Regions from separate parts of the Homo sapiens genome. Here all the other regions are linked to region 4. A link is a contact called in ENCODE Hi-C or POLR2A ChIA-PET data. All regions are on one chromosome and are shown on one strand. The core of a region is the stretch at or near the end of the contact, and the rest is flanking DNA. Distances in the headings are between cores, read along the strand shown. Region 1 overlaps FOXK1 (forkhead box K1). Region 2 overlaps CARD11 (caspase recruitment domain family member 11). Region 3 overlaps LOC105375130 (a long non-coding RNA gene). Region 4 overlaps SDK1 (sidekick cell adhesion molecule 1). Region 5 has its middle 41 kb from the start of FOXK1. Region 6 holds the start of FOXK1 (forkhead box K1). Region 7 has its middle 24 kb from the start of CARD11.

Region 1 (3,529 bases), core at 1-2,500, 790 kb after region 4:
TCCCTGGTTCAAGCAATTCCCCTGTCTCAGCCTTGAGAGTAGGTGGGAATACAGGCACATGCCACCACGCCCGGCTAATTTTTGTGTGTTTTTAGTAGAGATGGGGTTTCACCGTATTGAAAGAAAGAAAAATGTTTTGGTTTGCTCCGGGAGGGGGCTTAAAAAAATAAAACTATTTCCCAGTGTTAATCCAAATTTGCATAGTAAAGTCGCTTTTATTACAAGAGAGGTTGTGGTTTGCGAAGGAGTTAAGTGATACCTGTGTTTTAAATTACGGCAGGGAAAATACTGTTTATTTTTATTTTATCTTAGCTTCAGGGGGTACACGTGCATATTTGTGACATGGGTATATTACTGGTGGGGATTGCGCTTCTGGGGTTCCCGTTACCTAAAGGGTGAACCGCGTACCCCGTAGGTCATCTTTCACCCCTCGCCCTCTCCCGCCTCCCTGCTTAGGAGTCCCAGTTTCTCATTGTTTCGATCTTCCTGTTCCCGGGTACCCACTGTTCAGCCACTGCTTGTAAGCAAGAGCAGGCGCTGTGCGGTATTGTTTCTGAGTTGGTTCACTTGGGATAAGCGCCTCCAGCTCCATCGCGTTGCTGCCCAGGTCAAGATTTCATTCTTTTTTATAGCTGGGAGTAAAGAAATTGTGTACTGAGCACCTGAAGCTCTTGCAGCTGGAGCTGTTCTGAGAAGCTGGGTGGCGGCCTCCTGTGACTGCGAGTCCCCGTCAGGGGGTGCGAGCAGCTCCCTGGGCCTGCACCTGCCCTGCTCTTGCTGCGGGAGCCAGGAAGGTGGGGGGCCACCCCTTTCCCCTCCTTCCGCCCAGTCCTGTTCTTTGAAACCGCCCTGTGCAAAGACCGGATTCTTGTTGGGGAGAATTCTGTGCGGAGAAAGTAGTAAGTTAGGGACTGGCTGTCTGGCTTTTTGGCCTTCCATTGTTACAATAAAAGCCTCTCTGTTTACATCCGTTTATCTTAGCACCCTGGAATTCAATTGAGTGTTTAGAAACCTCAGAGGCCCTTGAGGTTTTCCCTGCCAAGATACTTTTCAGTTTGAGTTTCTGCTGTAGGGTGGAGCCGGCGTGTTTACAAACACTCCCTGCCCTTCCCTGCCACCTCCCCACTCTCCTCCTCTCTGGCTGCGCTCCCTAACAGATCGGGAGGTGGGAGCGGGGCCAGGCCAGAAGAGCTGGCTGCCTGCAAGGCTGTCCCCTCCCAGTGCCGCCCCGCCCCCGCGGTGCCTGCCTTCCTAATTTGGTGTGCATTCGCCTCGCCAGTCCTCATTGGCCGTGGAGTGGCTGGCTCGGTGTAGGCCGGGCTCGCCCAGGGCCCCTCATTCCCAGGAGTCGGGAGTGGCTTGGGAGCGGCTTTTTCCTGGGGGAGCCTCCCTGATCAGCTGCCCCTGCCCCCGCCCCCCGCGCCACCCTGCGTCCTTCCTTTCCGTTTCTCGCAGGCCCTCGCTCCTTTTCCCAGGGTGGGTGGGTATGGGTGTGGGTGTGTGGTTTTGTGTGTGTGTGTGTGTTTCTGATTTATTTTTTTCTGCCCTGAAGTACTCCACCCAGAAAATGAATGAACTCTCTTTGAAATAAATTCTGCTATCTTTAGCAGAAGTTTGACCTTTTCTTTCCTTTTTGCAAAGAAGGATTTTTACAGGCCAGGCGCCCGGTGGCTCAGGCCTGTAATCCCAGCACTTTGGGAGGCTGAGGCAGGCGGATCACCTGAGGTCAGGAGTTCGAGACCAGCCTGGTCAACATTGTGAAACCCCATCTCTACTGAAAATACAAAAATGAGCCAGGTGTGTAATCCAAGCTACTTGGGAGGCTGAGGCAGGAGAATTGCTTGAACCTAGGAGGCAGAGGTTGCAGTGAACCAAGATTGCACCACTCCAGACTGGGCGGCAGAGCGAGACTCCATCTCAAAAAAAAAAGTGTTTTTAGGAAGGAATTAAAGTATTTAATGAAAGAATTCAAGTAGTTAATCATTTTCTAGGTTCCATCAGACAGACACCAGTCTAAAAAGTGTTCCTTAGAGGTAGAGTTTTAAGAAAACTGCTGAAATTCAGTGAAAGGACATTGCACAGAGTGACTGTTTTTGCTCATGAGGGCAAGACTTCAAGAGCTGTTTCTCTTAAGGCTCTTCCTGATTTCTCCAACGTGGAGATCAAAAATGAAAGTAACTCGTACAATTCGGCGAAGGTCAGCAGTATGTAAATATACAGTAAAAATGCAGCAACTGACTTCAAAATCTTTCCCTTTTAATCATGATTTTTAAACAGTTCTGTCTTATTGCTAGATAACATTCAGTCCTAACTTGGTTTATGTTGTTTTGTAAAGTTAGAGGTCTTTTGAGTTTGGAGGTTATTGGATCTACGTTAGAAATACTCTCCTTTTTCTGACAACTTTGGTAGCTTCCTGCAGGGTGATTCATCTCTTTCAAAGTTTCTGGTTGGCTGGGTGTGGTGACGCACTTTGGGAAGCTGAGGCAGGAGGATTGCTTGAGGCCAGGAGTTCCAGACAAGCCTGGGCAGCATAGTGAGACCCCCATCTCTAAAAAAAAAAATTTTTTTGCTAATTAGCCAGGTGCAGTGGCTCATGTCTTTAGACCCAGCTACTCGGGAGGCTGAGGCAGGAGGATCGCTTGAGCCCAGCAGTTGGAGGCTGTGGCGAGCTATGATGTCACCACTGCACTCCAACCTGGGCAACAGAGCAAGACCCTGTCTCAAAAAATTAATAATTAAAAAACACAAGTTTGTGGCTGCAGCCTTCCGTGTGTTTTCAGCAGGGCTGCAGGAGGATTGTGGTGCGAATGTGTGAATCACCCCTAGCGGGAATCCTGCCTGGCTGATCTGGGCTGGCTGTGCCAGCATTTGCAAATCCAGTGAGGGTCCCTCTTCCCTTGTCTGCCTGTCCCTGTCCCTGTAGGCCTTGCTGCCCCTCCCCACCCCACCACACCCTCTTATGTCTTTTCCCAGCTGAGAACTCTGGGGAAGTAACTATTGTTTCCTCCACATGGGAAGGTTGGGACTTTCTGTCTTCCTTTTATTTTTCCCTCCTGCCTAGATCCCTTCGAGGGGCAACTTTGGCGCTAAAGTGTTGGGAGTTCGGAATGAAGCTTGGTAGGGAAGTCCTTGTGTTTGTCCGAATCTGTTGAAAGGACATCCCCACGCCCGCGTTTCCTGTAATCTCGGAGGGTCCTAGCGCCCGACTTCTCAGGTCAGCCTCGGGTGACAAGCGGCTTGTGTGGAGTAGGCCTGTTGCATGGCTTCTGTGCGGGCATGTTACGCACGAGGACAGCCCTTTCCGGGTTCCATGAGCCTCAGGGGAAGCAGGAGGCGCCTGCAGACACGGAGCTGACCCCGGAACCTGCCTAGCTGCGGGGCCGCCTCTCCGCTCAAGCACCCACTCAGCTCTGTGAGGTCTATGCCTAACATGAGAGCAGCTCCTGTTGAAGCCACCATGCTGGTTATTCTCACCAGGGCAAAGTGCACTTCAGAAACAAGTTAATTTTATTTTCTAAATTATTATTTT
Region 2 (3,526 bases), core at 78-2,577, 980 kb before region 4:
GTGGTTGTTACATAGCACTATGAATGTACTAGACGCCACCAGGTTATTGATTTTAAAATGGTGACTTTTATGTTATATGAATCTTACCTCAATAAATAAATAGCAACAGGCTGGGTGCAGTGGCTCACACCTGTAGTCCCAGCACTTTGGGAGGCTGAGGCAGGAGGATTACTTGAGCCCAGGAGTCTGAGACCAGTCTGGGCAACATAGCAAGACCCCATCTGGGCAAAAAAATAAAAAGATTAGGCAGGCGTGGTGGGGTATGTCTGTAGTCTCAGCTACTCAGGAGACTGAGGCAGGAGGATTGCTTGACCCAGGAGTTTGAGGCTGCAGTGAGCTATGATCACACCATTGCACTCTAGCCTGGGTGACAGAGGAAGACCCTGTCTCAAAAATAAACTAAACTAAAATAAAAACAGCTACAATTTTTTGAGCCGAGGTGAGCAGGGGCTAGGCCCCAAACCCTCAGTGACTCCAAGCCCCAGACAGCCTGGGCAGGAAGCTCTGATCATCTCTGGTGAAGACCTGAGACTTCCCAGTCTTGGGGAGGGGACACCAAGGGATGAGACAGGTTGTGGGGAAGCTGGGACTTGAGCGCTGTAGGGAGGCCGTGTGCTTGTCATGGGAGGCAACAGTCCACGTGGGAATTGCAGGAATGCCTTTTTTTTTTTTGAGATGGATCTCACTCTGTTGCCAGGCTGGAGTGCAATGGCGTGATCTTGGCTCACTGCAACCTCTGCCTCCCGGGTTCAAGCGATTCTCTCGCCTCAGCCTCCCAAGTAGCTGGGATTACAGGCGTGCACCACCATGCCTGGCTAATTTTTTTGTATTTTTAGTAGAGACGGAGTTTCACCGTGTTAGCCAGGATGGTCTCAATCTCCTGATCTCGCGATCCACCTGCCTCGGCCTCCCAAAGTGGTGGGATTACAGGCGTAAGCCACCGTGCCTGGCCTTTTTTTTTTTTTTCTGAGACAGAGTCTCACTCTGTCGCCAGGCTGGAGTGCAGTGGCGCGATCTTGGCTCACTAAAACCTCTGCCTCCTGGGCTCAAGCGATTCTGCTGCCTCAGCCTCCTGAGTAGCTGAGATTACAGGCACCCGCCACCGTGCCCTAATTTTTGTATTTTTAGTAGAGACGGGGTTTCACCGTGTTGGCCAGGATGGTCTCCATCTCCTGACATTGTGATCTGCACTTACAGGAGGCAGGGTCAAGGAAAGGACAAGATAGAAGCAGAGGTGGAGAAAGAGGGTGAGGTGAGTGGGAGAAGAGGGGACGGCGGGACAGAGGCCTTGTGACAGAAAAGGGAACAAGAACTCAGGGTTTTACGTTGTACCCACAGGTGCAGAGCTGAGAAAAGGAAAGAGAAATGAAGAACGGCAACTCGGAGGGAGGAGACGGTGGGGGTGGCGCGGGCACCGGGTGCAGGCTGAGAAAGCGAGAGGGCGGTCCGGCCAGGGGGTGGGGGTGCTGCAACCAGCTCTGGTCACGCCCCTTCTCCTGAGAGCTCCCAGGACTGCAGGCAACTTGCTGAAGAACTTGGGTAATTTCCCGGAGGCCGGCTCACCTGTTTCCAGCCCATCAGTGATCTTGAAACTTACAAATACTCAGACTCACACTTTCCGCCTATCCGTGCAAGGTAAGAGGAGCCAAACACATCTCGAAATGCACCGATTTTTCTTCTTCTAAGGGGGCAGACTCTCGTGGTGTGCCCCCACCCTCTCTGTTAATGCCTCTATTGTGTAAAAACGTCTTTAGATAAATTTGTCGGGCTTGGAGCCTGGGGTGGCCATTTCTTTGCACTTTATCTACTACAATCCAAGACCAGCAAACATGAGGCCACGTTTTTCCAGTGGTTTCTGCCTCCCCCACCACAGTGGTGACGGAAATACGCTCCCCAGCAACAGTGAGAAGACCCTGGGATTCTGCAGGCTCAGAGATCATCTGTACCCTCCCGCCGTGTAACTGCAAGACGACAAATGAGATGCAAACAGGGAAGTCTTTCTTACGTTTGTGCCAAATGATACAATCACCAATAATGAAATAAGGCACCTGTGAAAACTGCACCCAGAAACGGTCGATCAGTATGGACATGAGGTTGTTAAGAATGCGTTTCCTTAGCATCGAAGAGGGGGTAACTGGCTGCTCTCTGATCATCTGTCTCTTCTTCCCTGTGTGCAGGGAGCTATGAAGGAGCCCACTTAGGAAGCCAGGATTTAAGGTGACAGGAGCATATTGCAGGTGGGGCTCCACCTGCCGGGCAGTGACGGCTGGGGGTCACCCCGAAATCTCTGCACTCAGGGCTGTCAGACGGACGTTACGCGGTATGTGAACTAGAGACACTAAGAGCCTATTATTCTGTTTTGCATTTTAAAGGAGGTCTCTGAGGACCAGCTGATGCTTTCAAACCACTTAAGTCAGCGAAGCCCCAAAAAGGCTGTAGTCTCTTGCAAGCAAAAGTTACCAAGGGGCTGCCGAGGGTCTTCAAGCCCGCAGGACTTAAGAAATTCCCGAGTGTTTCACCAGGAATTGAGGAATCTACTCGGATCCCTTTCAGGGATCCCGGGGGGAGGGGAACTTCCCCTTTGGGGTCCCCAGTCCTACTGTCTCTTTGGGAAGCTCCTTGTCCCACAGTCGCCTGGTTTGTCCTCCGGTGTTTGTGGGCAGGGGCTGGGCCTTTGGTGCCCCGGTGGACACCAGCGAGCCACAGCCTCATTTCTTAGCATTTGCAATCTCAAGAGATCCCAGAGGAACCGTCTGGAAGGTGCTTGCGGGGTTGAGGGGTGGGGAACACGAACCCTTCCCAGACCTGGGGAGGGCCAGGCTGCAAGGCCCCACGTTTTGGAAACAGACCCTGTACACACTTCCTCTCCACCCAGCTGGGGGCCACGGGCAACTCAGGCCTTGAGACACACTCTGCGCACTGAGCCCCACTCCCCGGCCCCTGGCACTGTCCCAGTCAGAAGAAAATAAGACCCAGTGCCACATGACAACGGGAGCATCCTGGCCTGTGTGGGTCACCGGGCATGTATGGAGAGCGTCTACGGGCTGGATCCATGGAGCTCTGTGCAATCCAAGCCACGGCATGAGACAGTCGCCCCAGCACCTGCTGCTGAGACTCCACATCTGGTTTAGGAAATTAGGAGATGCAAAGAGGTGTGCATGAAGCCATGAAAACACATGGGCACGGACAGGACAAGGGGGCCAGGTGCTGGGGAGAGGGGGTCCCATGGCAGCCCCCCAGGGACAGGGCTTCACCAGCGCTGCACCCGCGGGCCTCAGTCACGGGACCGGCCAGTTGGGAAACGTACTCACGCGGTTGTGAGCCAGCTGGGTCCTGGGGGTTCCTCGTGTTCCTCTCAAATTCTCTCTCCTCCTGTTGATTCCCCAGAAAACACCAAGGCTGTGGGAGAGCAGCCACCTCCCCCGGAAGCCTACACCGACGCCCCACTCAGATGCTGCCTCTATTTTTAGCGGGGGCAGAAGTGGGGACTGGGGGTGGGCTGCCTTACTTCCCTCTTTTTTTTTTT
Region 3 (3,799 bases), core at 445-2,944, 860 kb before region 4:
GGCTCATGGCAAGCAGGAGGTCAGAGTGGAAAGGGAGGGGCGCAGGGCAAGAAGAGATGTGGAGGGGGCAAGGGCCAGGCTTGGAGGGTCAAGTTAAGACACTTTAGTCTTTATCCTAAGAGTAATGGGAACCCCTGAAGGATGTAAAGGGAGTAACTTGGTCAAATTTGTGTTTTAGAAAGACCAGCTGGGGCATGCCTGGTGGCTCATGCCTGTAATCCCAGCACTTTGGGAAGCTGAGTCAGGAGAATCACTTGAGGCCATGAGTTCGAGAACAGTCTGGGCAAAACAGTGAGACCCCAGCTCTACAAAAAATAATTAGCCAGGCGTGAAGGTACACACCTGTAGTCCCAGCTACTCAGGAGGCTGAGGTGGGAGAATTGCTTGAACCCGGGAGTTCAAGGCTTCAGTGAGCTACAATCCTGCCCCTGCACTCCAGCCTGGGCGACAAGAGAGAAACCCTATCTTAAAAAAATAAAAATAAAGGCCACCCTGGCTGCTCGCAGGGGGCTGGACTGCCCCCACCACATGGCCCTGCAGAAATGAAGGCCTAGTCCCTGGGTGGTGGGAGGGCTGCTGGCAGAAAGTCCCGGCTCCCCATCCTTCAGGGATAGTGGCTGTGGGGAACGTGCTGGCTCTGAGGCATACTCCATTCCAGGACAGCCAGCAGCTGATGCATGATCAACGAGGGGTAAAAAGGCCCAGACTCAGCTCTGAGGGTCTCCCCACCCCATTTCCAGATTCCCTTCAGGGTTGTCTGAAGCCTTCACGGAGGCTGCCTCAAAGCTCAATATCCTTCCTGCCTAATTCTGTACTTTTCCCTTCCCCGGATGCCAGTCCTAAGAGAACCCCTTGACAGATCTCCTGCACAGTCTCCTCCCTCTCTGAGTCTGCTTCCTGGGGCACCCACCCCTCCACCCTCCGGCAGGAGAAGGGATCAGAGACAGTACAGAGTGGAGGAGGGGATGGGCTCTCTAAGTCAGATGGAGCGAGCTCACGGCCTGCACTGGGTGGTGACGGAAGAGACCCAGGCAAGGAGGGCGCCTGTCAGGGCTAAATCATGTCCCCACAAACGATGTTAAACCTCCAAAAGATCATGTCCTAACCCCCAATGCCTGCAAATGCCATCTTATTTGGAAACAGGGTCTTTGCAGATAATCAAGTCAAGATGAGGTTCTTAGGGTGGGCCCTAAACCAAGATGACTAGTGTCTTCATGAAAAGGGAAATTTGGACACAGACACACAGGAGAGCACACGTGAGGATGAAGGTGGAGATCAGAGGGATGCGTCTACAAGTCGAGGATCACTGCAGATTGTGGAGAACCACCGGGAGCTGGGGAGAGGCCTGGGGCAGGTTCTCTGCCCCCAGAAGGAACCAACCCTACCAACACCTTGATCTTGGACCTCTGGCCTCCAGCCCCATGAGGCCATACATTTCTGTTGTTTAAGTTGCCCTGTTTGTGGTACTTTGTCGTGGCAGGCCCAGCATACTAATATAGGACCCAAGAGGTAGCTGGGGAAAGATTGGGCAAACTGTGTGCATGGCATCATTACTCAGGTCAAAAATTTGAAATGAAGCTCAAACTTAAAAATATTGGTAAGTATGAAAAAAAAAGCATGATAAAAAAAAAAAAAAGAAAAGCTATTGCTGCTAAAGGAAGAAGGGTAGGGTTTCCCCACCTCCATCAGCTTGCAAAAATGAGGCTGGTGACGTGGCTGTGGGTCTCATTTCCTGCACGGCCTGTTGGGGTTTGTGTAGTTTCTGGGCACTCAGCTTGAGAGGCTGACCTCCCAAAGGCATTGGGAGCCTGCGGGAGCCAGCCAGGGGGAGCACAGCTGTGCAGCCATGCCTGTTTGTCCTGACCCTACAGCAGGACGCAGGCGCCCCACCACCCAGAACCCCAGAACCGGATGTAGGAGGTGGTGAGAGCTGCATTGGTTGATTTCCTATTTTCTTCCTTCCTATTTTTTTTTTTTTAATTTTTTAGAGCAAGGTCTTGCTCTGTTGCCCACGCTGGAGTGCAGTGGTTCAATCATAGCTCACTGCAGCCTCTACCTCCCGGGCTCAAGCAATCCTCCTGCCTTAGCCTCCTGAGTAGCTGAGACCACAGATGCATGCCACCATGCTCGGCTAATTTTTAATTTTTTTTTTTTTTTTTGTAGAAAAGGGGGGTCTTGCTATGTGGCTCAGGCTGGTCTCAAACTCTGAAGCTCAAGTGATCCTCCCACGTTGGCTGCCCAAAGTGTGGGGATTATAGGCGTGAGGCACCGCACCTGGCCTGATCTCCTATTTCAGTAATGTATCACCTCCTGTGCAAAGAAGGAAGATTGTTGCAAATTAAACATAAAAACATGAAAGCTTTTCAAGCTGGGTATCTAAGTAGCCTTTTCATTCCCACCAACTCCATGACAGATTCCTATATGTGTTGTGCATAACCATTATTAAAATAACAATATCGCCCTGTTGGAAGAATTCAGAATGTCACTAGAACATTCTAAAGATAAAGGCCAAAAAAAACCCAAACCCCCCCCCCACACACACAAAAAACACAACCAAGCTTTATCTTTGGAACAGAATAAGGTTAAAAAAAATTAAAATAATCACAAAGGTATGATTTAATCTTTACAATGTTATAAATATTAATATGAAAAAGACTTTATATTGGGAAACATTATTATACAGTATAACGCTAATTTTATGAAAATCAATTCATTTAGTGCTCATACATTTTTTACCTCTCTCTTTGGCTTTTGCTGACGATTTACGTCTTATCATTTTCTACTTCAACACCTACCACCTTGCACTGGGGTACAGTGCAGGATTTGGACATCACAATTTTTTCTTCAGTAATGCCCCAAGGTTTCCCACAGATAAGAGGAGAAGGTTGGCCAGGTGTGGTGGCTCATACCTGTAATGGCAGCACTTTGGAAGGCTGAGGTGGGAGGATCACTTGAGCCTGGGTGTTTGAAATCAGTCTGGGTAACATAATGAGACCTCATCTCTATTAAAATTAAAAAACTAGCCAGGCATGGTGGTGAACACCTATAGTCCCAGCTACTCGGGAGGCTGAGGCAGGAGGATCACTTGAGCCCAGGAGGTTGAGGCTGCAGTGAGCCATGATTGTACCACTGCACTCCAGTCTGGGCCCCAGAGCAAGATCCTATCTCAAAAACAGCAACAACAAAAGAATAGGATGTTGCCAAAATAGGACAAACAACTGAGCTGAACGTTGGATGTTTTTAATCATAAGCATGGCTTGATTTACATCACTCCCTTCAGAAATGCAAAGGCTTCAGACATCGAGCCAAAGGCAAAACCATTGCAGGTATGTGGGGCCGGGAGAGCCCCAGCGAAGTCAGCTTGGTGCCCACTCCAGGCAGGCACAGGGCCAGCCCTGCTATGCTCCTTATCTCCTTTAATCCCCTAGCAACCCCAGAAGGTAGGTTTGTGATGATCCACACTCTGCAGATGAGGAAACTGAGGTTCAAGAGAGTTACTAACTTGCCCCTGGACATGCCCCTGGGAAGTGGCCGGGATGAGTTGGAAACCCATATCTACTTAGCTCCATGGTCCGGCTCTGTGTGCACTAAGACATCAATTACCCCCCGGGACTGGAAACCAGAAGGAGGCGGGCAATAGGTTGTGTTTGCTGACGGATCCCACCCAGAACTGATCCTACTGGATCTCCCTTAGGGAGACTCAGGAATCCTCACTACAGTGAATTACATGCACAGTTTTGGTGGCCAGAGGGGCATTTAGATGATGGCTACAGGAGTGCTTTTTTGAAAGCTTCATTAA
Region 4 (3,601 bases), core at 222-2,721:
CCATTCATGGGCTTGAATGAGTGTTGGCCTCAGTTTCCACATCCATAAAATGGAGATGGATGTAGATGGTACCAGCTCATATTGTGAAGGTTAAATGCAAAAATGTCTGTCACAGAGGCTCTGAAATAGTGGCTTTAGTTGCTGTTGGCATAACTCTATTATCCTATATGTCCCATTGCACTCGCTATTTACCAATAATCAGTTATGTGACACACATTTTTCATGTTTAGTGTCTCTGGAATCAGGATGTGCCTCACCACCTATGAAACCATTTTTTTTTTCCTTGGGGTAAGACAAGGATGCCCCTTACCTCTGACTGCAGCACCTTAGTGCCTGTGAGATGCATCTTCCCTCCGAGCCACGCCTTCTCCACGGTCTCCTCATCACACACGAAGCCAGCTGCTCCCACATGTGCCCTGCTCCTGCTGAGCACGATGGCTCGGAAACTCGGACGGCGAGTTTTCACTGGGATGGACTCTTTACCTGGTGGGGCATCTGCTGCCAGCCCCTTCAAGTTGTTCATGGAATTCAGTGCTTGTGGCTTGGGGGCTGGCTCCTGGCCAGGGGTCCCCTCAGGTTCCAGAGTCCCCTGCATCCCTGGCTCATCTCCAGAGCCAGCAGCTGCGGCTGAGTTCTTGTCACACATGGAAGCTCTCTGCTGTCCCCTGTGCCTCCAGCTGCAGAAAGTCCTCTCCTTTTAGGGGCTCACATGATTAAATTGGGCCCACCCAGCGAATCCAAGAGAGTCTCCCTATTTTAAGGTGGGATACCTAATCCCACCTGCAGAGTCCCTCTTGCCAAGTGAGACAGCATATTCATAGATTCCAGAGGTGTGGGTGTGGACACCTCCGGGAGCCGTTCTGTCCACCTCGGTGGACTAGCGTGCAGTGCAGGCCAGCCGAGGGCATGCGTGGGACATGCTGCTCCCTGAGAGGGGCGACCTGGAAGGAACAGGGAGGCAGCGCAGGAAACATCTTTGGATCTTGCAGTGATCCCTACACAGAAGAAGCTTTGCAACTCAGAAGCCAAATCCCAGCAGCATTGGGGATGGGAGAGCAGGAAAAATGCATGGTGTTGTTGGGGGGTCCTTCTCCACTGCGGTTGCCTCCATTGGGCCTGAGCCTGCACTTTGTCACACTGGCATTTTGGAGAGTGAGGTCATTTGACAGAGGCCCTTGGTTTGGGGGCAGTCTGGGAGGTCTCCCCACCTCCTCTCCTGAGACTGGGGAGCTAGAAGCTTGCGCTGCCCCTGGAGGCAGCTGCCATGGGCTCTGGGCCATGTGGAAGGCGGAAAATCTGAGCTGGCCTTTTCCTAACACCCTGACTTCACACAGGGCATGAGAACCTTTCCCTGATGTCTTCATATTGTTTCAAAAGAGGGAGAAGTGTTTGTTTCCATCCCCTGTTTTGTTGGCTGCAGTCAGGATCAATTTTCAGAAGTCCAGGGTGGACCCATGTTGGCAGAGTACCCTTTCTAGACACAGTTGCCACTGACAGGCTAAGACATGCCCTCGCCCTCTTGCCCTCTGAAGAGTAAGTGGTTGAGAGTCTATGCACAGGATGACTCATTTACAATGGGTTTTCCCCAGTGTTTAACTCACGGGCTTTTCACGGTCCATAGGCTTGGCATTTCCTCCGGTTCTTTGCCTTAGAGCAGACTGTGTGTAAAACCGTAGCTGGAAATGGGGAGAAACTCCATCTGAGCAGCCGCTGGGTTAGAATACTAGGAAGGGTTGGCAGGGAGAGAACTCGTACCCTCACACGGTGGGGAAGTACTAAGGGAAGCTCAGAGGCCACGCAGGGCATGGGCAGCTCTGCACCTGCTCCCCAGGCACAGCGACCTGGAAGGCTTTCCAGAACAAGCTAAGAGCATCCACAATGAACAGCCAGATGTTTTCCACCCATGCCTAGCACTGAGCTACTAAAACTGCCCAGGACATTGGCCCCTGCAGGCGGTGGCAGGCTGCCCCCCAGACCTTGCCCATGCCACAGTACTATGGAGAGTGTGGAGTGGGATGAGTTTTCTCACCAGGTGGCATGCTGTGTGCCAAACACAGATGGTCCCTGGCTAGGGTGGAGAGAGGTCACCACTTGGAGAGGAGCAGCATCGTCTGGGCCTGGAGGTCCCCAGAGCCATGCACTTGCTCAGCCAAGCCAGCTTCGGGTCACTGTGTGGAGTGCCCGTCTCCCTGACCCCAGCGAGGTCCCTTCCTGGCACTCGAGGGAAGCCTCGGGGGACTGTACCAGGCGACAACGGTAATCAGTACCTCAGGGAAGGCACCCTGGGCCCGTAGGTGCCGACCATTGTTATCTATGGATTTTGTATCATCAAAGCACAGGTCATCTTGGGTGAATCTCAAGGGAACCATGAAGAGTGAAAAAAATAGTTGCAAAAGTTACACTCGATGACCTCCTTTCTGTAACGTTCTTGAAATGACAAACCTACAGAAACAGAGAACGGATTAGTGGTTGTGAGGGGTGGGGGTTTGGGGTGCTCCTGGTCATGGAAGGCAACACCCTTGTGCTGATGGACACGTGGACCTACACACGTAATAATGTTGCATGGGACGTGCATGTGCCGTCTTTTCACGCACACTTGAGCGCAGGAAACACTGGCAAGAGCTGGATAAATTAGGTTGATTGTATCAGTAGCAGTATCCTGATCATGATGTTATGCTATCGTTTTTTGCAAGATGTTACCATTGCGGGAAGCCGAGTGAAGGGTCCATGAGCTCTTTCAGTGTTACAGTGTTACTTCTCACAACTGCACGGACTCGACAGTTTTCTAAAAAGAAAACGCTCAACTAAGAAGAGGAAAACTATAATTAATCATAAGCAAATGTTGTTGTCGAATGTATGTTTTTTTCCTTTTTCCTTCCATGCTTTTAATCAGATCATGACGGTAGATATTGACTTAGCTTCCCTGATGAATACAGGTCAGGACCTGCACACAAGGGCCCTGACAGCAGGCAGCTACTGTATGTATAGTTGGAATATAAATAATACTGCCTTCATGATTATTGATTGAGGAAACGTGATCAAATGGGGGATGTATGAGTTGTGCAATGAAGATGAGCTTGAAAAAGGTAGACATTAAATGCTGGCAATATTTCTTCAGGCTTGGTCTGTACACATGAAAACTTAAGTAGAGGAATCTGCTTCCTTCTAATGAATTTGCAGCCATCTCCTCAGCCGGAGTGGTTGATTCAGGCAGATTCTTTCTGCTTGAGTGGTCCAGGTAATCGCAGAAGTGAAACATCACTTTGCCTCCTTCCAGAAACCTTCAGCCGCTTCCCCCTTAATCGTTTCTTTGAAATGCTTAGTTTTCATTTCTCTTTTTCATCTTTTAGGTCCCACCTTGTTTTAAAGATACAGTCAATATAGGAGGCATGCCAAGCTATCTTATCCACATTCAACACAATTATAATGAAAGTAAACCAGCTCTGGAAGACAGTTCCCAGAAATTAATTATCGCACAGAAAGTGAACACAACAGCCTTTTGTTATCATGATAATGAAATCACCACCACCTTAATACTTGACAAACTTGGCCATGCCTCTGTTGAATTTCTGCTGAATAAACTGGAAAAATGTTGCAATTG
Region 5 (3,365 bases), core at 762-3,261, 690 kb after region 4:
TTTTCAAGCGTGCAGTTCAGGGGCATTAAGCACATCCACACTGTTGTGTGATCACCACCACCCATCTCCAGAACTCTTTCATCTTCCCAAACTCAAACTCTGTCCCTATCAAACACTCACACCCCTCTCCCTCAGCCCGCAGCCTCTGGTAAGCACCATTCTACTTTCTGTACCTATGAATCTGATGGCTCTAGGAACCCCATATAAGCAGAATCATGCGTGGTCTGTCCTTCTGTGTCTGGCTTATTTCACTCAGCACCATGTCCTCAAGGTTCATCCATGTTGAAGTGTGTGTCAGAATCTCCTTCCTTTTTAAAATTGTGATCATGCCTGTAATCCCAGCACTTTGGGAGGCCAAAGCAGGTGGATCACCTGAAGTCAGGAGTTCAAGACCAGCCTGGCCAAGATGGTGAAACCCTGTCTCTACTAAAAATACCAAAATTAGCCTCGCGTGGCCTGTAATCCAGCTCCTTGGGACGCTGAGACATGGGAATCGCTTGAACCCAGGGGGCAGAGGTTGCAGTGAGCTGAGATCAGGCCACTGCACTTCAGCCTGGGCAACACAGCGAAACTCTGTCTCAAAAAATAATAATAATAAAATAAAGTTGTGATAAAATATACAAAACATTAGGGTAGTGGGGGGGACTAGGAAAAGGGGATGGTTGCTGGGTACAAAAATATAGTTAGATACATAAGTAAGATCTAGAATTTTCTAGCACAGCAGGGTGACCACAGTCAGCACTAATTTGCTGTACATTTTAGAATAACCAAGAGAGTGCAATTGGAATGTTCATCACACAGAAATGATGAATGCTGGGGGTGATGGAAACCCCATTTACCCTAATGTAATTATAATACAAAGATCTCATGTGTCCCATAAATCTATACACCTACTATGTACCCATAAAAATTAACAATTAAAAATTTTTAAATTAAAAATATAGGTCAGGCAAGGTGGCTCACATCTGTAATCCCAAAACTTTGGGAGGCTAAGGTGAGAAGATCGCTTAAGCCCAGGTGTTCAAGACCAGCCTGGGCAACATAGCAAGACCTAATCTCTGCCAAAAATAGAAAAAAACATAGCCAGGCACGGTGGCTTACGCCTATAATCCCAGCACTTTGGGAGGCCGAGGCAGGCAGATCACCTGAGGTCAGAAGTTCGAGATTAGCCTGGCCAACATGGTGAAACCCCGTCTCTACTAAAAATACAAAAAAATTAGCTGGGCGTGTTAGTGCACGCCTGTAATCCTAGCTCCTCAGGAGGCTGAGGCAGGAGAATCGCTTGAACCCGTGAGGCAGAGGCTGCAGTCAGCCGAGATCGTACCACTGCACTCCAGCCTGGGCAACAAAGCAAGACTGCGTCTCAAAAAAGAAAAAAAAAATTAGCTGGGTGTGGTGATGCCTGCCTGTGGTCTCAGCTATTTGGGAGGCTGAGGTAGGAGGAACGCCTGAGTCCGGGAGGTGGAGACTGCAGTGAGCTGTAATGCCACCATTGCACTCCAGCCTGGGCAACAGAACAAGACCCTGTCTGAAAAATAAAAGTAAAAATTTTAAATTAGAGATATATAGATATACACAACATAAACTGCACTCCACCCATTTTAAGGCTAAATCGTACTGCATGGTATGCTCCTCCCTAGGACTGATGTGTCTCGAGGGGGCCTCTTAGCTGCTGGGTGCAGCTGCCCAAGGGGGCACTGCGGGGCCCGATGCCGCCCTCCATCCAGGTCACCACTGCACCTCCACGACCACCCACAGAGGCCCCACTTTGCAGGCGAGAGCCCGGGCTCAGAGGCCAGTGGCCGGCCTGCGCAAGGACACGCAGCAGGTGAACCCTCCGCAAGGCGAGGAGCAGGGCTGGGAAGGGCGAGGGCGCCTCTCCGCGCCCCTCCCCTGCCCGGCCACAGAGCCCGGCCCCGCCCCGGGCCCTGCTCGCGGCCCGCCCTGCGCCGCCACTGCGCAAGCGCAGGAGGAGCAGCGTGGCGCAACCTTAAGGCGCATGCGCGGCCGGCGCAGACTTGCGGAAGGCTCCGTTCCCCTCGCGTGAATCCGCCGATCCGGGCTTTGGGGCCCGCCGGGAGCTCTGTTTATAAACACACGGCGCGGCTGCCGGCGAGGGGTAACCCTAAGGGGAGTGGGGTCGGAGGTCAGAGGTCAGCGGGCGCGGGGTCGCCGGCTGTGAGACCGGCCCCGCCACCCTCGGGGACTGCTGGCTGCGCAGCGTGGCCAGCCGGACCGCCCTACTGCGCACCGGGGCTGCCGGGGCGCCACGTGGTGCGCACGTGGTCCGGCCCCGGCGCGGCAGCTCCCCTCCCCCACCACGCGAGCCTGGCCGCAGCGCCCGCTGGCGGCGCGGCGTTGCACATTGCGCGTGCGCACAACTCGCCGCGAGGCGCCTTCCGGTGGCGCGGCGGGGTCGGTTGCCTCCTCGCGACGGCTGCGCCGGGATGTTCCGGGGCGGTGGGGTCGCCTGCCCAATGTCGGGTGCGCGAGTGACGGGTGGAAGCTGGATTTGTGCGCGTTCTTCAATGCTCCAAAGGGAGGAGGGAGCCTCCGAGAGTCCACGTGGGGCCGGTGGGATTCGCAGGGTCCGTTTTCTAAACATTGGGTGTCCTCGAACCTGGGGGCGCGGGCTGTGTCCGCCCCCAGCAGGGATGACCATGCCTGGGTCAGTGGCTGCATAAATAAATAAACGAATGGGGAGGAAATTGATAAAATATTAAAAGAGTGTTGTTTCAGAGTTTTTACTATGTCACCTCTTACAGATTTATGAGAGTTTGTTGTTTTTTGGAGAAGAGGGGTCTCCCTATGTTACCCAGGCTGGTCTCAAACTCCTGGGCTCAATCCATCCGTCCGCCTCAGCCTCCTGAAGTGCTAGGATTACAGGCGTGAGCCATGGTGCCCGGCCTGTTGATGAGATTCTACGTGAAATATATTGGGCGTTACCTAAGCACTCAGTCAGTGGTAGTTCTTATAGTTGTTGCTTAAAAACAGAAAGAAATGTCATACCGTGTTCTAAAAGGATTTGAGAAAGGTTTGCAAAGACTAAAAAGCAAGTGGCAGGGAAAAATAACATACGCAAACTTCCTCCTGACTTTTTCTGCCATTTTATAGCAAAGGCTCAGAATTGCATTGCCATTGTCGGTTGTTTCGGTAAAATTAGTGTTCCTCAAGTTATCTACTCCAGGGACATTTTTTTTTTCTTGAGACAGGGTCTTACTCTGTTGCCCAGGCTCGAGTGCAGTGGCACAGCCATGACTCACTGCAGCCTCAGCCTCCGGGGTCAAGTGATTCTCCTGCTTCAGTCTCCCGAGTAGCCGGGATTACAGGCGCGAGCCTCCATGCCCAGCTAATTTTTGTATTAA
Region 6 (3,644 bases), core at 1,145-3,644, 730 kb after region 4:
CCCTGTTTTCAGCTAAGATTTCTCTCTGGGGCATTCTCTCAGATCTGTCTTAGCTGGATCTAGCATATTGAATGAGTGAAGGGCTCCAGAAAGAAAGAGAGATAGGCTGGGCGTGGTGGCTCACGCCTGTAACCCAGCATTTGGGGAGGCTGAGGTGGCAGACTGCTTGAGCCCCAAAGTTGAACACCAACTTGGGCAATATAATGAGACCCTGTCTCTATAAAAAAATTGAAAAAGGCCAGGTGAGGCGGCTCCCGCCTGCAGCCCCAGCACTTTAGGAGGTCGAGGCAGGTGGATCACCTGAGGTCAGGAGTTTGAGACCAGCTTCACCAACATGGTTGAAACCCCGTCTCTACTAAAAATACAAAAATTAGCTGGGTGTGGTGGCAGATGCCTGTAATCCCAGCGACTTGGGAGGCTGAGGCAGGAGAATCGGTTGCAGTGAGCCGAGACTGCACCATTACACTCCAGCCTGGGTGACAGATTAAGACTCTGCCTTAAAAAAAAAAAAAATTAAAAATTAGTCGGGCATGGTGGCTCATAGTCCCAGCTACTTGGGAGGGTGAGGTGGGAAAATCACCTGAGCCCTGAAGGTTGAGGCTGCAGTGAGCTATGATTGTACCACTGCACTCCAGCCTGGGTGACAGAGTGAGACCCTGTCTCAAAAGAAAAAGACAAGAAAGAGAGAGAAGGAAGGAAGGGAGGGAGGGAGGGAAAGAAAGGAAGGAAGGAAGGAAGGAAGGAAGGAAGGAAGGAAGGAAGGAAGGAAGGAAGGCAGGCAGGCGGCCGGGCACGGTGGCTCCCGCCTGTAATCCCAGGACTTTGGGAGGCTGAGGCGGGCAGATCACCTGAGGTCGGGTTTTCAGGACTAGTCTGACCAACACGGAGAAACCCCATCTCTACTAAAAAAATACAAAATGAGCCGGGCCTGGTGGTACATGACTGTAATCCCAGCTACTTGGGAGGCTGAGGCAGGAGAATTGCTTGAATCCAGGGGGTGGAGGTTGCGTTGAGTCGAGATTGCGCCATTGCACTACAGCCTGGGCAACAAGAGCGAAACTCCGTCTCAAAAAAAAAAAAAAAGAAGGAAGGAAGGAAGGGAAGAAAGAAAGGAAGGAAGGAAGGAAAGGAGGAAGGAAGGAAGGAAGGAAAGGAAGGAAGGAAATGGAGGGAGGAAGGGAGGGAGGGAAGGAAGGAAAGGAAGGAAGGAAGGAAAGGAAAGGAAGGAAGGGAAGGAAAGGAAGGAAGGGAAGGGAAGGAAGGAGAGGAAGGGAAGGGAGGGAGGAAGGGAAGGAAGGAAGGAAAGAAGGGAGGGAGGGAAGGAAGGAAGGAAAGGAAGGAAGGAAAGGAAAGGAAGGAAGGAAAGGGAGGGAGGAAGGAAGAGAGGGAGGGAAGGAAGGAAGGAAAGGAAGGAAGGGAAGGGAAAGAAGGAGAGGAAGGGAAGGGAGGGAGGAAGGGAAGGAAGGAAGGAAGGAAAGAAGGGAGGGAAGGAAGGAATGAAGGGAAGGGAAGGAATGAAGGGAAGGAAGGGAAGGAAGGAAGGAAGGAAAGAAGGAAGGAAGGATGGATCAGGGATTCAGGGATGGATCTCAAGTGGTCTTCAGTTACAGTAGAGTATGATGACCTTTAATCTGAGGGCTTAAGAATGATCAGGCCTGGCACTGTGGCTCACACGGGTAATCCCAGTGCTTTGGGAGGTCGAGATAGATAGATCACTTGAGACCAGGAGTTTGAGACCAGCCTGGCCAACATAGCAAGACCCTGTCTCTATAAGAAGTAAAAAAATTAGCTGGGCGTGGTGGCACTTGTGAGGCAGAGGCAGGAGGGTGACTTGGGCACAGGAGGTGGAAGCTGCAGTGAGCTATGATTTTGCCACCGCACTGCAGCCTGGGCGACAGAGCGAGGTTAGAATATAAACATATGTATTGTATATAATACACATATATTTTATCTTCTGTCTATCTTACACTTTAGGGTTGGGGGCCTGGAGTGTCTGGGGCGGGGAGACTGCTGAGGTCATCCGTCCCTTTCTCCAATGACCCAGGCTCAAAACTTTGTGGCTGGGCATTTCAGGGGTCCCCTCTTCCCCCTGGATGGAGGAAAGGGCGCCCGCCGCCTGCAGCCCCGCGGGGAGGGGACGAGGTGCGCCGGGCCCAGCTCTCCCGGGGGCCCGCCGGCCCTCCCGGCACAGGCCTCGCCCCCAGCCCCGCGCTGGCGCGCGCCACGTGGGCTACGCTGGGCGGGACCGGCGGGCGGGCGAGGCGAGGCGCACGGTGGGCTGGGAGGCTCCGCTCCGCGCCGGCGCGATCTGGCCCGGGTTTCCGCGCCCGCCCAGCGCCCCGACCTCCCCGCCCCCCGCGCCGCCGCTGCAGCCGCCGCCGCCGGAGGCCGCTCGGAGCCGCGCGAACATGGCCGAAGTCGGCGAGGACAGCGGCGCCCGCGCCCTGCTCGCGCTGCGCTCGGCGCCCTGCAGCCCAGTGCTGTGCGCCGCAGCCGCCGCCGCCGCCTTCCCCGCGGCCGCACCCCCGCCGGCCCCCGCGCAGCCCCAGCCTCCGCCCGGGCCGCCGCCGCCGCCGCCACCGCCGCTGCCTCCGGGCGCGATCGCGGGCGCGGGCTCCTCCGGGGGCTCCTCCGGGGTATCCGGGGACTCCGCGGTCGCGGGCGCGGCGCCGGCCCTGGTGGCCGCGGCGGCCGCCTCGGTACGGCAGAGCCCGGGGCCGGCGCTGGCGCGGCTGGAGGGCCGCGAGTTCGAGTTCCTCATGCGCCAGCCCAGCGTCACCATCGGCCGCAACTCGTCGCAGGGCTCGGTGGACTTGAGCATGGGCCTGTCCAGCTTCATCTCGCGGCGCCACCTGCAGCTCAGCTTCCAGGAGCCGCACTTCTACCTGCGCTGCCTCGGCAAGAACGGCGTCTTCGTGGACGGGGCCTTCCAGAGACGCGGCGCGCCCGCCCTGCAGCTGCCCAAGCAGTGAGTGGCCCCGCGACCCCCGCCGCCCGCACCCGGGGCTCGCCCACGACCTCGATCTCTGAGGCCCGGGCCTGGGGATCCCCCTCCAGCTTCCTCGGCCTCGACCCCCACCCCCCGGCCCACCCCCGGTAACCCCCGACCGGCCTGGACTCCGGGGTCAACCCCGACCCCCGCCTCCTGGCTCCCTAGGATCACCCCGACCCCGATCCTGGAGGCTCCAGCCTGAGGATCTCCTCCACTTTCCCCGGTCTGGATACCCCGTCGCCCCCGACCCCCACCGGCCTGGACTCTGGGGTCAGCCCTGACCCACACCTTGCGGCTCCTGGGGTCACCCCTGACCTCATCTCCCACCGGCCTGGGCTCCTGGAGCCACCCATACCCCAAGCCCATCTGGCTGGGCCTCTTAGACCCCTGACCCAGATCCCTGCTGCTCCCCAGCTCCCATCGGCCTGGACTCCGGGGTCATTCTGAACTCCCACTGGCCTGGATCCCTGGGGTCATCTACGTCCCTACCCTGCCTAAACACGCAAGGTTAACCGCGACCCCCACTTCCTAGGCCCCCCCGGAGTCACCCCTGACCGCTAACCCCACAAGCCTGGGCTCGCAGGGCCACTCCCACCCCAGCTCCACCCAGCTGGGTTACTGAGGTCACCTTGACCCCAGTCCCTGCTGCCTG
Region 7 (3,740 bases), core at 404-2,903, 890 kb before region 4:
GTTCAGGAGAGCAACGATTTCTGTTCCTTGTTGATGACCTTGGCCAACTCTTCGACTCCTCAGGCTGCTCTTTTTCCCGCCCCCAGGTGGCGCTCTTTCCTCCTTCCTTCCCACCCCTCCATTGGTGACTTCATCCACCATCGTGGTGCAGCCCTAGCTTCTATCTGGACAACGCCCACCTTTCCCTCCCATACCGATCTCAGTGACGTCTCCATGAAGCCCTTCTAAGTTTCACCCATGCAGAGGTGGAAATACATGATTGCACTTGTTATTTAAGGAGGTTTCCTGTGTGCCCCCGCTGTGCTGAGGCCTCGATATAGAATCTCAGTTATTCCTCAGGAAATCTTCGCATGCAAGTGGTTTATTTGGGAAAGGATCCCAGGAAACACTGGCAGGAGAGATGGGAAGTGAGACGGGAAGGGAAGGCGGCCAGCAAAGGGGGCATGGATGGATGAGCTGGTCATAGAATGTTTGAAGAGACATGGCTTAGGAAGGAAATTCATTTGAATTTTTTTAACTTTGGACCTGTGCTTTCAAATGTCTTCTCCCTTGCCTGGCACAGTGGCTCATGCCTGTAACCCAGCATTTTGGAAGGCCGTGCAGGAGGATTAATTAAGGCCAGGAGTTTGAGACTAGCCTGGGCAACATAGTGAGACCTCGTCTCTATAAAAAAATCAAAAATATTAGTGGGGCATGATGGTGTAGACCTGTAGTCCCAGCTAGTTGGGAGGCTGAGGAGGGAGAATTGCTTGAGCACAGGAGTTTGAGGCTGCAGTGAGCTATGATTGTGCCACTGTACTGCAGCCTGGGTGACAGCGCAAGACCCTTTCTAAAAAAAGAAAGAGAGAGAGAGAAGGGAGAGAGAAAAGAAGGAAGAAAGGAAGGAAGGAAGGAGAAGAAAGAAGAAAGAAAAAAAGAAAGAAGAAAGAAAAAGAAAGAAAGATGGATGAAAGAAAGAAAAAGAAAGAAAGAAAGAGAAAAAAGCTCACTGTTAGAAAAAGAAGATTGACAAGGATGAAATAATGATAAATCCCAGGGGGATGAGCCTCCCAGCTCAGTCTCTGCTGGAAAAAAGTATTGAAAAGCACAGGTCCACCATGAAAAGAAATTAAAATGAATTTCATTCTTAAGCCAAACATATTCCAGAGAATCCATTTTAAGCCCTCCTGAACATTTATTGAAACCCCCTTCCATCTCCAACCCCAAAAGCTCCAAAGGACCTCACTTCTTGCTCCCCTTCCCAAGCCCCTGCTCTCAGCCTCCTCTCCCCTCTTCCCCATCTGTCCCATAAATTTGATCCCAGCAAGCAAGAATCCCTTCTTTTTATGAGCTAGAAAACTGACCAGTGACAGAAGATTTTTATTCACAGGAGGAGAGAGAGGATACTTCATTAATTTCAGTCCTACCTGTTGTACATATGTGTGTCCTGTAATAAATCATTTGTCTGACCCTTGTTTCTGGTTCCTAGGAGGAAGCTTCTAATTCTTGGAATTTCCTGAGTGATGGGATTGCCTGAGTTTATGCTAACAAGGTGACTCGGGATGGTGGCCAGCCACACCAGAAAGACCAACTGTGTGATTAGAGAGTTGGGACTTTGGGCCAGTGACATCAGCCTGATGATGTCTGGGGAGTGGAGGGGTTGCTGGAGATTGAGTTCAATCATGTGGCCAGTTATCTAGTCAATCATGCCTACATAATGAAACCACAAAAAAACCTCTGAATGATGAGACTCAGTTGAGCTCCCCGGGTTGGGAGTCATACTTCTGTGTGCTCAGAGGGCGACACAGAAGCTTTGTGAATTGGGCCCTCCCATGGGTTTTTTTTGGGGGGGTTGTTCCTTTATAATAAACAATTATAGAAAGTACAGTGCTTTTTTAGTGCTTTGAGTTGGTCTATGAGTTACTGAACCTGAGAGAGTAATGGGAGCCCCCGAATGTGTAGCCAGTTTGTCAGAAGTGTGGGTGGCCTGGGAGCCCTGGCGCTTGCAGTGGGTGCCTGAAGGGAGGACAGTCTTGTGGAAGACTGTGCCCTTAACCTGTGAAATGTGACCCAAGTCCAGGTGGCTGGTGTCAAAACTGCATTGCCTTATACTGTGGCTCAGACCATATGACAGAGATGAGAATCTGTCATTTCTGCTTGGAGAAATCAGTTTTTGGGGTGTGACTAATTTTTGCTCTGGGACCCAGATTTCACCCCCCCTAGAGTTGAGAGTTCTGCCCTTGTGTTTTATTTTCTGCTTTTGGCTAGAGATGTGAATGAGGGTGAGAAGATTATTGCCTGGGGATTGAAAACCAGGCCACAATGAAGTGGGACCCCCAAGGCCAAGAGTCCTGTCTGTGTTTTCCTCCTATAGGGAGATTGGCAGGTGGGGTCAGAGGCTACATTCATAAAGCATCTCAATTTTCCTCCACAGTTTGTGCTACTTAATGGCCCTGCATAAATACTTCTACAAGAGCCAACAAATTAATGACTCATAAGGCCCTTTAAAGCATTGGAAAGAAACTAAAAAGGAGATCTAATTTGTTTGGTTCAGGATTATTGGTATCAAGCTGGGTTTGGTGTCTTTTGTTTACTCATTGGTTTCCAAAAATAAATTTTGGGAAAACAGACCATTAAGGATAAAAGATGCTCCAGTGTACTTGAAACTGTTTGAGAAACAGGTAAAAAGGCAGTAAAATATAAAATTTATTGTGGCTGAGGGTTTTTCTAATGCCAAGCACAACAGCAGTAGACAGAAGCACAAACTGTGGACAATTGACCTTGGCTGGATCATGCCTTCTTCCCAATTTCCCAGGGCAGAGTGTCCCATTACGTAGAAATAAAAAAGAAATGCATTGTGTCTAGAGCCTGGAATGTGGGGTCCTCTGGGAATATTCATTTCAGTTACGCAACAAATATTTATTAAGCCTAGATTGCGCCTGGCCTATCTTGAGCTACTTTTATTAGAAGCCTTCTCTCAGAGGCTTTAAATATCTCTACCACCCACATATAGCAGCTCCAACGCTTTGATGTCATACAAAATTAGGCCAGAGTCATACTTCCATCACCCACAAGCTCTGTGACCATGGGCAACCTCAGCTTCCTCATTTGTAAAAATGAGTTGTAGTGGGTGAAACAGTATCCTCCAAAAATTCATGTCTACTGGAAACTCAGAATGTGAGTGTATTTGGAAATAGGGTCTTTGCAGATAAAATTAGTTAAGGATCTCAAGGTGAAATCATTCTGGATTTAGGGTTGGCTGTAAATCTAACGATGAGTTTCTATATAAGAAGGGGAGAAGATAGAGAGAGACAGAGAGAGAGAGACCGTGTGAAGATGGAGGCAGAGAAAGCAGTGATGCATCTACAAGTCCGTGAACACCAAGGACTGGCAATGACCATCAGGAGCTAGAAGAGAGTCATGGAACAGATTCTCCTCCAGAACCAGAAGGAAGCAACCCTCCCAACACCTAGATCTGAGACTTCTGGCCTCCAGAACTCTGCAAGAATACATTTCTGTTGTTTTGAGCCACACAGGTTGTGGTCTTCTTTTTTTTTTTTACAGCAGCCCTAGGAAACTAATGCACTACTCCAAATAGAATTATGGCCTCGTAAATGAAAAGATGGATGCAAGCATTTGACTGATACAGATATTCAACCAGTGCTAATTCTTCTTTCCTTTCTAGGCTGATTGAATAGGTAATGTTGAAGCTATGGGTTAGTTTTCAGCTTCATCTATCATCTTCCTGGTTTATTCATTGA

The links. A loop is a pair of places that touch in the nucleus more often than their neighbours do. ChIA-PET counts read pairs that join two places held with the same protein, here RNA polymerase II (POLR2A). Pooled maps may share reads with other maps.
Region 1: a loop to region 4 is called in a pooled map, with 7 times the contacts of the local background. The contact joins two enhancer-like sites. A Hi-C loop is called at or near these places in 2 of 37 single-sample maps with no recorded cell type and 4 of 50 pooled maps.
Region 2: a loop to region 4 is called in a map with no recorded cell type, with 17 times the contacts of the local background. The contact joins two enhancer-like sites. A Hi-C loop is called at or near these places in 6 of 37 single-sample maps with no recorded cell type and 3 of 50 pooled maps.
Region 3: a pooled map shows a loop between it and region 4 (6-fold over the local background). The contact joins two enhancer-like sites. A Hi-C loop is called at or near these places in 1 of 37 single-sample maps with no recorded cell type and 1 of 50 pooled maps. POLR2A ChIA-PET finds 5 or more read pairs at or near these places in 1 of 52 experiments (HCT116).
Region 5: a loop to region 4 is called in a pooled map, with 5 times the contacts of the local background. The contact joins two enhancer-like sites. A Hi-C loop is called at or near these places in 2 of 37 single-sample maps with no recorded cell type and 2 of 50 pooled maps.
Region 6: a loop to region 4 is called in a pooled map, with 23 times the contacts of the local background. The contact joins the promoter of FOXK1 here to the enhancer-like site in region 4. A Hi-C loop is called at or near these places in 3 of 37 single-sample maps with no recorded cell type and 3 of 50 pooled maps.
Region 7: a loop to region 4 is called in a pooled map, with 5 times the contacts of the local background. The contact joins two enhancer-like sites. A Hi-C loop is called at or near these places in 3 of 37 single-sample maps with no recorded cell type and 1 of 50 pooled maps.

Annotation. Positions count from the first base shown.
Region 1 is chr7:4,743,966-4,747,494 of GRCh38, forward strand. All of the region lies in intron 2 of FOXK1 (forkhead box K1), which reads left to right. Among named protein-coding and RNA genes, the nearest start is that of AP5Z1, 30 kb to the right of the region's middle. RefSeq lists an enhancer at 488-537 and silencers at 1,228-1,327, 1,438-1,487. Within about 2 kb of position 1,251, at least 41 of the 41 ENCODE cell types and tissues checked have a DNase peak (open chromatin) inside an H3K27ac peak, as active enhancers do.
Region 2 is chr7:2,977,209-2,980,734 of GRCh38, forward strand. The region is part of intron 1 of CARD11 (caspase recruitment domain family member 11); the gene reads right to left. Among named protein-coding and RNA genes, the nearest start is that of CARD11-AS1, 35 kb to the left of the region's middle. RefSeq lists a silencer at 1,436-1,525 and enhancers at 2,259-2,990, 2,986-3,075, 2,991-3,526. Within about 2 kb of position 1,328, at least 6 of the 41 ENCODE cell types and tissues checked have a DNase peak (open chromatin) inside an H3K27ac peak, as active enhancers do.
Region 3 is chr7:3,090,902-3,094,700 of GRCh38, forward strand. It overlaps LOC105375130 (a long non-coding RNA gene), which reads right to left. Exons shown (of 2, transcript XR_007060191.1): 2 at 3,225-3,799. Among named protein-coding and RNA genes, the nearest start is that of CARD11, 49 kb to the left of the region's middle. Within about 2 kb of position 1,695, at least 9 of the 41 ENCODE cell types and tissues checked have a DNase peak (open chromatin) inside an H3K27ac peak, as active enhancers do.
Region 4 is chr7:3,954,690-3,958,290 of GRCh38, forward strand. All of the region lies in intron 7 of SDK1 (sidekick cell adhesion molecule 1), which reads left to right. LOC124901576 (a long non-coding RNA gene) reads left to right here. Exons shown (of 2, transcript XR_007060195.1): 2 at 3,351-3,598. Among named protein-coding and RNA genes, the nearest start is that of SDK1-AS1, 600 kb to the left of the region's middle. Within about 2 kb of position 1,472, at least 2 of the 41 ENCODE cell types and tissues checked have a DNase peak (open chromatin) inside an H3K27ac peak, as active enhancers do.
Region 5 is chr7:4,639,845-4,643,209 of GRCh38, forward strand. No RefSeq gene overlaps it. Among named protein-coding and RNA genes, the nearest start is that of FOXK1, 41 kb to the right of the region's middle. RefSeq lists silencers at 1,776-1,975, 2,076-2,465. Within about 2 kb of position 2,012, at least 36 of the 41 ENCODE cell types and tissues checked have a DNase peak (open chromatin) inside an H3K27ac peak, as active enhancers do.
Region 6 is chr7:4,679,901-4,683,544 of GRCh38, forward strand. It overlaps FOXK1 (forkhead box K1), which reads left to right and starts at 2,395. Exons shown (of 9, transcript NM_001037165.2): 1 at 2,395-2,968. The coding sequence starts at 2,409. RefSeq lists enhancers at 1,396-1,896, 2,098-2,392, 3,252-3,644 and silencers at 2,106-2,475, 2,626-2,695.
Region 7 is chr7:3,065,783-3,069,522 of GRCh38, forward strand. No RefSeq gene overlaps it. Among named protein-coding and RNA genes, the nearest start is that of CARD11, 24 kb to the left of the region's middle. RefSeq lists enhancers at 25-104, 145-194. Within about 2 kb of position 1,654, at least 5 of the 41 ENCODE cell types and tissues checked have a DNase peak (open chromatin) inside an H3K27ac peak, as active enhancers do.